Linked DNA regions of Mus musculus: region 1 is linked to region 2. A link is a loop called in an ENCODE intact Hi-C map of the cell type or tissue named here. Cell type or tissue: heart. All regions are shown on one strand. Each heading gives the region's core, and the rest is flanking DNA. Links, peaks and the distances in the headings are about the cores only.

Region 1 (5,730 bases), core at 661-4,660, 1.0 Mb before region 2:
TGGAAGGAGTCTTTAGATGAGAACTGAAACAAGCAGCTAAAATATAGTGCTGGTTTCCAAAGAGCATGCCTGTCTGAAACTCATTGATGATCCCTGGATATTGGTTCTAGTGAGATTAGTAAACAGCTTTTCTTACAGAGAGGTAAGCTATTTAGTTCAGCCAGCCACTCAATTCCCCTTCCACTCAAGTGGCTCAAAGCTAGCAAAGAGATTCATCCTGCCTGCAGGGGTCCCAGAACTGGTAGCTTAACTTAAGACTAGAGCGCAAGTCAGTGAACAGTCTCAATGATAATCGTTGGAAATTTCATGATTGCTAAAGTAACCAATTATTGTTTTAAACAATTCTGACCCAAACAATGTGGGAAATTAATATAAGGAATGGAGTTAGCATTTTAGAGCTAATTCATAGTTTTCAGTGGTTTCTTGTTCAAGCATGGTCATTTGTTTTAATGCAACCTTTACTTGGGTTATTTTAATGAGATCCTCCTCCCCTCAGATCATATATATATATATATATATATATATATATATATATATTACATATATATAGTTTATTTATATATTATATAGTTTATTTATATATGTTTTATATATATATTTTTTTTCATCAGTGTTAATTGCTTACAGTTATGTCTGAAGTATCCTGCATCTATAATGAAGAGATAGCACATGTCTCCAGTTCATCCTGCAGGCTGCACTGGCACATTCAAATTTGCCATAGTGACTGACAAGTAATAGCTTCAAGTGATGCTCAGTAGAATGCACTGCTTTTAAACTGCCAAAAGTCTTTCCCCAAACGCTTGCCTACATTTGGCAAAGTCCCTTTGGCTTTCCAAATTCAGATTGTTGAGAATGTGTGAAAAAAATTATAAATTTGAAATGTCCCATAAATTGTTGTAAATAAGGCACAATGTCTCTCTCAGTGTAATTAGTTGGACCTTTTTTAATGTGACGCATAAGTTGGAAACCTGTGTAGATCGAATATTTTTGGCAAATTAAAACGGTATAAATGGAAAAACAACCAACCATAAATCTTTGCCAATTTTAAAGTAGAAATCTTTTCTATCAAGTTTCTTAAATTATTTTAAAAACAGTCTAATGATGGATACTTCGCTCCTTCTTAGAATGGGGAACAAAACACCCATGGAAGGAGTTACAGAGACAAAGTTCAGAGCTGAGACAGAAGGAAAGACCACACAGACACTGCCCCACCCTGAGTTCCATCCCATATTCCACCAAACCCAGACACTATTGCATATACCAGAAAGATTTTGCTGACAGGACCCTGACATAGCTCTCTCTTGTGAGGATATGCCAATGCCTGGCAAATACAGAAGTGGATGCTCACAGTCATCTATTGGATGAAACACAGAGCCCCCAATGAAGGAGCTAGAGAAAGTACCCAAGGAGATAAAGAGGTCTGCAATCCTATAGGGGGAACAACAATATAAACTAACCAGTACCCCCCAGAGCTGTGCCTCTAGTTGCATATGTAGCGGAGGATGGCCTAGTCGGTCATCAATGGGAGGAGAGGCACTTGGTATTGCGAAGATCATATGCCCCAGTACAGGGGAATGCCAGGGCCAGGAAGCGGGAGTGGGTGGGTTGGGGAGCAGGGTAGGGGAGAGTATAGGGGGCTTGGGGGATAGCATTTGAAATGTAAATGAAGAAAATATCTAATAAAATGCCTTAATTAAAAACATTCTAATGAAATATAAAAATCACATAGTTTACAAATTAATGTTTATATAACTAAATTTTATCTGCAAGGATATATTTTTTTTAACCTTTGAAAACATGGTATCACACTGGCCTTGTGTCTGTGTTTTACAGTTAGCCAATAGGCTGTAAGAATCAGTTTTGTGCAGCATCTAACTTGTTTTCTTTTACTTCTGTAATGTATAGCTTACATACAAGATTTAAATAGCAGAGAAGATGTTATTTCTTGGCTAGAGACCAATTAAGTAACCACTGATGGAAGCAGTTGCTACCTGCCTAAAAGGAAGTCTGTGGTTTCCTTATTTAAACTGCTGAGTTTTAATGTCCATCAAAAGGCTGTTATCACAATGAATTATTCAACCATTTCAGTCTCCCACACTTTAGTACTACAACCATGGATTTCAAGCTGAAAAAAAAATGTAGCCAAAAGTCTCTACCCAAGAACTCGAATCGTTTTTTTCTGATTGTTTGTTTGTTGCTTTTGTTTTTGGTACTAGACATTTACAGATTGTTATGTCTGCTGTTTAAAAGTATATGCTTAATGGGTAAGTGTTTATAAATACTGAGAAAGAAGACTGACATATTAAATTTACCAAAAGTAGCTAGGACAATCGCTGATGACGTAGGAACAGCCCGCAGCACCTGGAAGAGGGCCTGGAAGAAAACCTTTCCTTAAAGATGAAAGGTCACTGCGTTTGGAGATGTCGGGTGTCATTTCCACTGTTTGTCCCTTGGTGGAGTTCTTGAGTCACTTTCTCTCTTTCCCGTGTACTTAGTGCTTTATATTTCTCTCCAGGACTGGCTAGCATGTTTACTGTATTTAACCTTTTTCTCGCATTCTTGTGAATAATAGAGCGTCTATTATAAATGAAAGACTCCCGACCCTGAAACCCTGCCGCTGGCACTTGCTTCTTAGCCTTACTGAAAACTTTGTTGTCCTTACTTTTTTTTGCCAGTCTTCATTTTTAAAAGGCTTAAGCCACTTAAGGGACCCCCAAATACTATCCCTGCCACCCTGCTCTGTCACCAACGTTCTTAACTGAAAAAGTACTTGAACTGTTAAGTTTGGAGGACGGTGTTTGGCAAAGAAAAGCACTCCGATTTTTCTTTGACATATATTAGCATGGGATATCTGGATTTTAATTAATTTCATTTTTATGTCTGCTTTATTTTACATGTATGCTTATCACGGGGCATTTCCTTTTAAATAACAAAGAAAAGATCGTAAACGTTTCAATCTTCCCTAAAACATTTTGCTCCCTCCAAATGATGACGTCCTGTTACTGATGAAGGCAGTCTTTAGAACACTACTCCTTTTCGGTTTTGTCTGCCAGAGAAGCCGCGGCGGCGGCAGAAGCAACTGCAACCTCTTTAATTTCTTGCAGCCGGTTACACTTTTTGATCCCATTTCCTCGTGAACCTTGCCTCTCAGGTTGAGACGATAAAAGCAGCCTCGGGTGTGAGAGACCGGGTGGGGTCTGTGGGTGGGAGCGAATCCGGATATCACATTCCCCTGGTGAGGTCTGCTACTGGGAGGATTAAGTCCCTGGGTTCCATTTAATGAAATTGCTGAGCACTTGTGACACTAGCTCTAAGACTGCGGAAATGGGGCGGGGGGGGGGGGGGGACGGGACTACTGCTCGCCTTCATTCACCCTGCACACGGGCTGGAGGCTACAGCAGTGGTGTGAGCGCCCAGACAGGGGGCGGAAGAGGATTGGGAGCAACGGCCGCCGCAAGGGCGCTAGGAGGGTGTCACCCCCTTTACCTCCCTTTACCCCACTTTACCCCCCTTTACCCTCTTCCCGCCCATTCCATTCTCGTCCACAGGAACCGCTGGGGGAGGGGGAGGCGGCAAAGGAGCTGCCACTTCTCTGGCGGAAAGGTCGGAGCTGGCGACTGGTGGGGGAGGGAGCAGAGCAAGGTTTCCCGGCCCAACAGCAGCCTGGCCGCGCTGCTATCCATGCAACACACGTCGGACCCATTTCCCACGCTGGCTTGGCTCCGCGGCAGAGTCGGTGGGGATAAGTGGGGAGGGCGAGAGGAGGTTACCTCCCTCTCTCAGAGGAAACCACTACAGTGTGAAGGACGCGCTGCACCCCTGTCCCCTAATCGTCGTGGGGAGGAAATATATGCAAACTCTAGGCAAGAGTAGACCACGCAGTCCCTCCCTCCACCCTTGTCAAGAGCGGCGGGAAAATGCTTGAAGAGGCAGAGGAGGGTTATTCAAGTTTATGGTCTGACAAGGGAAGAGGGAGTGCATAATGTCTTTCTGCCCACACGATTGCTTGAAGTTTGCAAAATTCTAGTAAGGCGATGAGGGGAGTGAGTGCCACACTACCACGCATCGGAATGCACAGCGCAAAGCCTCGCAGTGGAGGTGACGTCCCCCTTCCCATTCCAGTCTGGATCGGGAGAAAGCTGGCATTCAGATAAACCTCTATTCTTCCAAATGTGAGGGGGACATCGCGTTACTGCCACTTCGTCGGCCGCTGAGGCGCTGCGGCGCCAGCCCCCTCCTTCAGACTGCGGCGGTGCGCACTGAGCCTGCGCGCCAGGCTTTTCTCGCTGATGCTGCAGATACAGAGCTGAGAGCTCTGGTGGCGGCGGCCGGAGGGTTACGGGGAAGGCCGTTCTCGCCGAGGAGGAGGAGCCACCCCTCCCGGAAAGATGCTGCTTTATGGGACAGGGAAATATTCGTTAGCTCCTGGCACATACTACTCACGGTTCCGTCCTCCGCGCTTCCACCCCCGCCCCTCCTGGGAGAGCTTTTGGAAACCACTGTCGCTCCCCCGCCCCCAAACACACTCCTCGCCGCGCTCCTCCAAACAACCGCGCGCTTCCTTTGCTCCTAGACTTTATTGGTGTTTGACTTATTTAAGTCATTCTGCCTCCTCTGGTCTCAGAGTAAAATTGATTCCGTGAGCATTAGATCGGGCATGCAAATTCGTCTTTAAAGGAACCCTTAAATTCCTAGCAACATTCTCCGAGATAGTAAGGACCCGACACAAACTCCACCTACTACCTTCGTCTTTTCTTAATCTTTCGGTAGAGGGTCTTTATTTTGACAGTGTGAAATACATGAGAAGTGGGCTTCGGTTCGAAATACACCACCAGCCCTGAGATCTGACTTGGCAGACTGCGGTGGTCATGAGTGAGAACCGGGGAAGCCTCACGCCCGGGAATGGCAGGGAGGATCACGAGGCACAAAGTCAAAAGGAGAGAAAAGAGGTTAAGCATACTCGGTACACAAAGTTGCCATTAAAGTTTATTTCCCTTATATCCAGATAGGTGACGCTACACTTTGCCGGTTACTAAAAGCTGCAGGCTCTGCTTAGAAAATAATACCCAGGCTTCTAGCATGTGTTTTATTCCCCAGGCGCGTGCACACACGGTCTATCCCCAGTGAGAGCCGGATGACAGGAATTCCAAGCATTTAAACAAAGGCAGGCATTCTCCCCTCCCCAACCCAGACCTCCAAAGTCTGGGCTCCAAAAAAGGATCCTCTCTGGCTCTCGTTGGAGTTTGATGCTCTCTCTTCACTACTGCAGCCCGTCACGGTTTGGCAGAACACAAGCTTGGCTTTCGGAACTCAGACATCGACCTCAGCCTACCAGTAGCAATTCACTAACCCAGATGCTAAATTGCGAAACGAAGACACGTTGCGGGTGGGAGTTGGGGCGGGAGGGGGGCATCGTCTGAGGGTAGACGTGGGAGGAAGGTATACTAACACCCTCACTTCAGCTCTTACCCACGCAGCCGGGTTTAGTCTACCAGCCCTAGAGGGGGAAAAAGAATCACCCCACCCCCACCCAAACTGCCTAAGGAGACTAGACTTTGGCTTATCGGGGCTGAGATTGGGCAGTTCTCAGTCGGCCCCACGAAGCGAAGCCTGGCTTCGGTGAGCGCCGCGGCTGGCTAGTCCTTCCTCCCGCCTCCCTTCCCTGGGCCCTCCTCCCTGGTTCTCTGCAACTGTGTAGTTTCGGATACCGCCGCCGCCGCTGCAGCGTCG
Region 2 (5,730 bases), core at 1,036-5,035:
TTCCTTCAATCCCTTCTCCAAGTCCTCCTTCAAGGACCCTACACTCAGTCCAAAGTTTGGCTATGAGCATCCTCCTCTGTATTTGTCAGGCTCTGGTAGAGACTCTTAGGAGACAGCCATATCAGGCTTAGCACTTCCTGGCTCTGCCACAGATGTGGCAGAGGATAGCTTTCTTGGACATAAGTGGTAGAAGACGCCCTTGGGCCTGAGGGTGTTCGATTCTCCAGTGTAGGGGGATGCCAGGGTGGGAAGACAGGAGTGGGTGCATGGTTGGGGGAGCACCCTCATAGAGGCAGGGGGAGGGAGATAGGGGAGACCTGGAAAGGGGAAAACACTTGAAATATAAAAAAAAAGAAAATATCCAAAATAATTTAAAAGAAGAACGAAAACAGTGTGATTTTCAGTGTCATGGTGGTACAAATGTATAAGAATTTCAAATTGAAGGACAATCCAGGCCACATATAAAGACCATGTCTGAATACACACATACACACACACACAAGCACACAAGTATTGTAAGGAAGCAAGAGACAGGAATTATAGGTCATGGAAACAAAGATAGACTAGAGATGGTGCTACTTTTTAGGAGCTAGAGAATAAAACAAACCTTTTAACTAGGAAACAAGGCCACAATAGGACAAAAAAGAAGCCCAAACAACACTGAAGAACATCTTGTTGACAAGACAAACGCTAATGTAATCGGTTTATACCAAAAAGAATATGCTCCAACAGTATAGGTGCTGAGGTTACATCTTACAAGAAACAGCCAGCATGGTTGTGGGCACAATAGCATTCCACTCTTTATTTATTCATTTATTTATTTATTTATTTTTGGTTTTCAAGACAGGGTTTCTCCTAGAACTCACTCTGTAGACCAGGCTGGCCTTGAACTCAGAAATCTGCCTGTCTCTGCCGCCCAAGTGCTGAGATTAAGGGCATGTGCCACCACTGCCAGGCTCATTCCACTCTTTATGATAATCAGGCCTTAGTGATTTAGAAATCACTTCAGACAGCACAGCTATAAATTGGTTTGCAATGATGAAATTTGCTTTTAGGTTTCATGAGTCAAAAGGTTAAAGAAAAGAAATTATAATTCCTTTCATTTGTCATTTTGTGTTCCATTTACACATTCAAACCCCCAAATAGCCAGTTGTTCTGTAGCGTTTGGAGATTGTTGAAGCAAACAACTCTGTTATTAGTTTTAAAAACGGAATTACAGTTGCATACCTGACTCATTGTACATGAAGTATATTTCATGGAGATAGACAGAGATAGAATAGTGAATATACTTTACGAAAAGAAAGGAACTAAGATTAAAGCTTTTGGATATTAAAAAATAAAACATGGTAACAGGCTACGTAAGAGAATACCTTTCTGCATTCTCAATTACTTTCCTGTATGTGAGGAAGGTAGAAGAATTTCCTAGCACTCTGCACTAAGTCAGGCATTGTCTTTATAACCATTAATATAATGAAGATGGATGTAATTCCAAGAGGTTTCCAAAATTCAATGATTTGTTTGTCTAATAAGAGAAAAGAAAACACCGAAAATGTCCTTGGCATGACTTGATACCATATACATCTATTTACATCGATCAACTGCCACCCCTGGAGCCCAGGGATTCAGATAGAACAAAGAATGTCTTGGCAGTTATGCTAAGAGTCAAAATTTACCTGAGAGGCTGTCAGAAATGGTTGTGCCAGAAACAAAACAACAACAAACAGCAGAATTTCAAACAGGAAAATAGTTAATAGTGTCTGTCTGTTTCTAATTCCTGGATTATTCCTGTAAGGGGCAGTGCGTCAGTATCCTATTTCTCTATTTTGGGGGTTATGTGGCATGTGCACCTTTTGAGAGATAGATAGAGTAGATTTCTTCAGAAGTAGACATAACTTGTTACAGTAGTTCTTTGTGTTTACCTCTTATCACACATTTTAGTAAATGATAATGGCTACTCAGAATGCCATACAGAAGCAGGCAGGATAGCCTATCAATTGCAGGAGGCTAACTATGATTTCTAGAGTTTCTCCTCCTTGAGAATGACTAAGATAGATAAAGGAATATCATTGGACATAAAGAAAAGTAGTTCATGGCCCTACTTGACACTACTGGGAAAATTCTAGAAATTAGTGTAGGCTATATCAAGGTAGTAACAGTTCCATAATTATAATTGAAGAGAAGCAAATAGAGATACCATGAACTAAACTTAGCATTTTGACGACACGATTCTCATCCTTTAAGAAAAATGTGCCTCTCTCTCTCTCTCTCTCTCTCTCTCTCTCTCTGTGTGTGTGTGTGTGTGTGTGTGTATGAAGAAAAATATCTGCAATGATTGAGTTTTTTTATTTATATAGAGAATGATTACAGCGTTGCTTAATGTTATAAAGGTGAAATAGAATCGTGGAATGTTTGTTGTTGAATAATTAAAATTTCAAGTATACTATCACTAGAGCAAACCACAGCTTAGAAACAAATCACCATATATAAGTATATGCTGTGTATGTATTCACCAGTGTCTCAAAGCAAACAGATTTGAGATTGTTTATGGTTCATCTGAGGACATTGGAAAACGCATTGGTCGAGTTAATGAAATATACAAAGATCGTTAAGGGTTTCTGAGAGATGAAGACTGTGTAGATAGTTCTACTGGGATTCAATATGTGCCACCAGAGAGATGAGGTAACAGCCTTCCTTCAGTCGCCCCCTTGTGGTGCAATCAAAAACTACAACTACTGACCAAAGCACAAATGAAGTACGGAAATGGCCGACTAAAGAACACTTCTCATCATTAATTTACTGCCCAAGTCTTTTTTATTCGCGATGGAGGAAGCTAACCGGTTCTGGAAGCCAAGTTGTGTAGCTTACAGGCATCAGTCACCCTCCATTCTTATCCTACACACTGATCAAGGAAGAGAAGCACAAATGGTTGCAAATGGATCTGAGAAATGATAGTACATTAGACGTCTGATTCAGAGCCTTTGTTCTCAAGTGCTGAGCAATTTCTCGGCATGGCCTTTGCATAAGCTATGGCAAGGATAACATTTTAATGCATCCAGGCCAGGAACGCTTTATGTTTTCCTTTGAGAATTCATAGAACAAAAGATTTTACTCTTTGAACTAGGGCAGAGTTGACTTGAATGGTAACTATATTTTTTGAGGAAGGGGCAGATTTGGTTATGGAACAAGTGTGTTATGTTAAAATATCATTTAAAAGTTTAATATAATTTAAGTAGCAAAAATAAAAATGACAATATGTTATGTGAGAATTCCACAATGTCTTTGCATCTGAGACAAATTATAAATATATTTGTGTTCATACTCTAAGAGTATGTGTGTGTCATATTTACATATGCATGCCTCAATCTGTGTCCTATTCAAACACCAGGGTAGAATTTGCATCTACCTTCTTTGCTCAATTAGAGCCTTTTTAAGAAGCTAAGCAAAGTTTTTTTTTTTTTAATTAAAAATAGCACCCCGTGAAACACTTGAATCTAAAATAGAATATGTGTGAAACTCAGACACTAAAATAGAATTTCTACCACCCCACAAATCCAAATGCTTTAATCAGCTCACTCTCTTTCTCTCTCTCTCTCTTTCTGTGTGTGTGTGCTTTAATGTGTAACATAATCATGTCTGTCTGACTTACTTAATGTCACCCTTTCAGGATTGTTTGTGGATTCGATGAAAATAATAAAATAAACACGTGTGAGAAACCCGGCTTTATTTTTTCATATGTAAAAGGTCACTATTTGATTCCATTGTCTCTGGTTTGCACTCTAGAACTGTAGCTTCACAGATGAACTTTGGCATGAGAGCCTGTGCTAGCTTGTGTGTTAGAGACTAACTATACAATTTAGTAGCTTTCGTCTAACTTAGCTCATATTCTCACCAATACAAATCTTCCCTTAAAATGGAATGTGCAATGAAGTGCAGTCTCTTTATTTTTGTAAGATCAAAGTCCACCAGCTTCTTATAGGTGGCATGTGATACCATTAATGTTATGCTAGGTTAACCACAGGCTCGTGAAAATTGACAAAAACGAAAGGTTGCATTTAAAACCAAATGCATAATGAATTCTAGGGTGTTCTTGTAGCATACCCCCATAATACATGACACAGCTACACTGCAGTACTGCTCTGAATCTGTAGCATGTAGGCATGGTTCCAAGCATGCTTTCCTGCCACAAACCAACAATGAACGCTGCTTACAAGACCTGACCTCTGGCTTGAGAATGGTGTTTGCTCTGTAATGAGGTGATTATACTGACATGCTGATCCTTATGCTCTTTTACAAACACAATGGCGTATTTACAGATATCAAAGATTTTATTGTGTTTGTCACTATTTCCCACCAGGGCTACATCACATTAATATATATATTTGTTCTACAGTATGTTAGAATGGTGTGTTTTACAGATTTCCATTTCACTTGCTAACTTGAGTCTCATAAAAAGGGAGATTTTGGCTTAGTGCAGATTTCTCTCAATTTACTTTGCCATTTGTGCTGGCTACGTATTTATGTGAAGTGGCATTGACAACTGTAAATTTTAACAAGTCATTCAATTCTGACAGATTTTGAAGACATCCTATATCTACAGTATTGAATGATCAGTCAAAATTTCCTCATGTAAAATATGTAAGCATATCCACTTTCTTTATAGACAAACTTGTTTTCATCCGTAATAAATGATAAAATCGGATGCATAAGAGACTTTAACATACATTTATCCTGGTTCTCTATCATTACATATCTCATCTGCATACTCAGGTAACATATTTCTGTAAATGAAAAGTCTTGTAAAAGTCTGGCAGAAGGAAATGAAATTCCAGTGGAAAATGTTTGTGGAATCACTAGCTAGAGTATTGGCTTCTAGATAATTTTCTTTTGTTGTTTTAAAAGTTGTAGGGCCTTCCAACTCTCCATTCTAGGGTCAGCAAAAGCAATTTTAATATTCAGAAGACCTATTTCCAGGAACTGGTTCTGTTGAAGAATTTTGCTTGAGTGGTGTTGAAAGAGCAAAGATATTCATGGAAGAGAAAAAATGGGAAAGTTTATACTATCCTAGAATCTGTTATTCAGTAAGTTGGTAATTTGCCTTCTTTTCCCTCTTTGGTACATTGTTGTTAATGCTCTTATCTTATCTGCTGCTGGTACACACAGTTGTATGTTGTGAACTCACATGTGTGTATGTCTTTGTGTATTGCATCAGATATTTGTATTACTATTTCACCCAGTTCCTAAAACACCTAAGACTTATTAGAAAGTTCTGCATGAAATTTGACTATTTTTAATACCAACAAACTGCATTTTACTACTTAAGATCTTTAATTCTCAAAAGTATTTTTCTTTTTTTTAATATTTTTTACTATTACGTATTTTCCTCAATTACATTTAGAATGCTATCCCAAGTATTTTTCATGTCAATTATTGATATCATTTTGGAGCTAACTGAATAGAGCTAAGTTTCTCAGAGAGAAGAAATCTTTTCTAGGACTTGTGTGAGCAAATGAGAGAAGTTTAACCTGCGCCAAGACTCTTGTGCTTATATTTTCCTCGGATGTGCTCCGAGGAAAATAAGAGACAGGGTCATCTCAATGTGCTGTTAGCGACTTTGCATTCTTGTGATTTTTTTTCCCCTTTACCCTATGAAAACAAAGATGGTACTCTTGTCACTTGAAACCAAACACTCACCAAGGTCCCATTTGATTAATTCCCATTCTGCTTTACATA

Evidence for each region. Hi-C counts contacts between places; a loop is a spot of excess contacts. Peaks named below come from ENCODE experiments on the same cell type or tissue, not always from the same donor. Only the 100,000 strongest peaks of a DNase experiment are listed, where the experiment ranks them.
Region 1: a loop joins it to region 2, with 7 times the contacts of the local background. A loop is called at or near these places in 18 of 42 quality-filtered maps.

Annotation. Positions count from the first base shown.
Region 1 is chr5:57,711,649-57,717,378 of GRCm38, forward strand. The region is part of intron 1 of 4932441J04Rik (RIKEN cDNA 4932441J04 gene); the gene reads right to left. It also overlaps a transcript of Pcdh7 not described here. Among named protein-coding and RNA genes, the nearest start is that of 4932441J04Rik, 3.4 kb to the right of the region's middle. In heart, for the core only: CTCF peaks have their summits at 2,445 and 3,419; DNase peaks (open chromatin) are centred at 3,533 and 4,293; H3K4me3 peaks cover 2,409 bases; H3K27ac peaks cover 2,115 bases.
Region 2 is chr5:58,734,100-58,739,829 of GRCm38, forward strand. No RefSeq gene overlaps it. Among named protein-coding and RNA genes, the nearest start is that of Gm40306, 53 kb to the right of the region's middle. In heart, for the core only: a CTCF peak has its summit at 2,711 (motif pointing left); no DNase peak of the experiment used is centred there.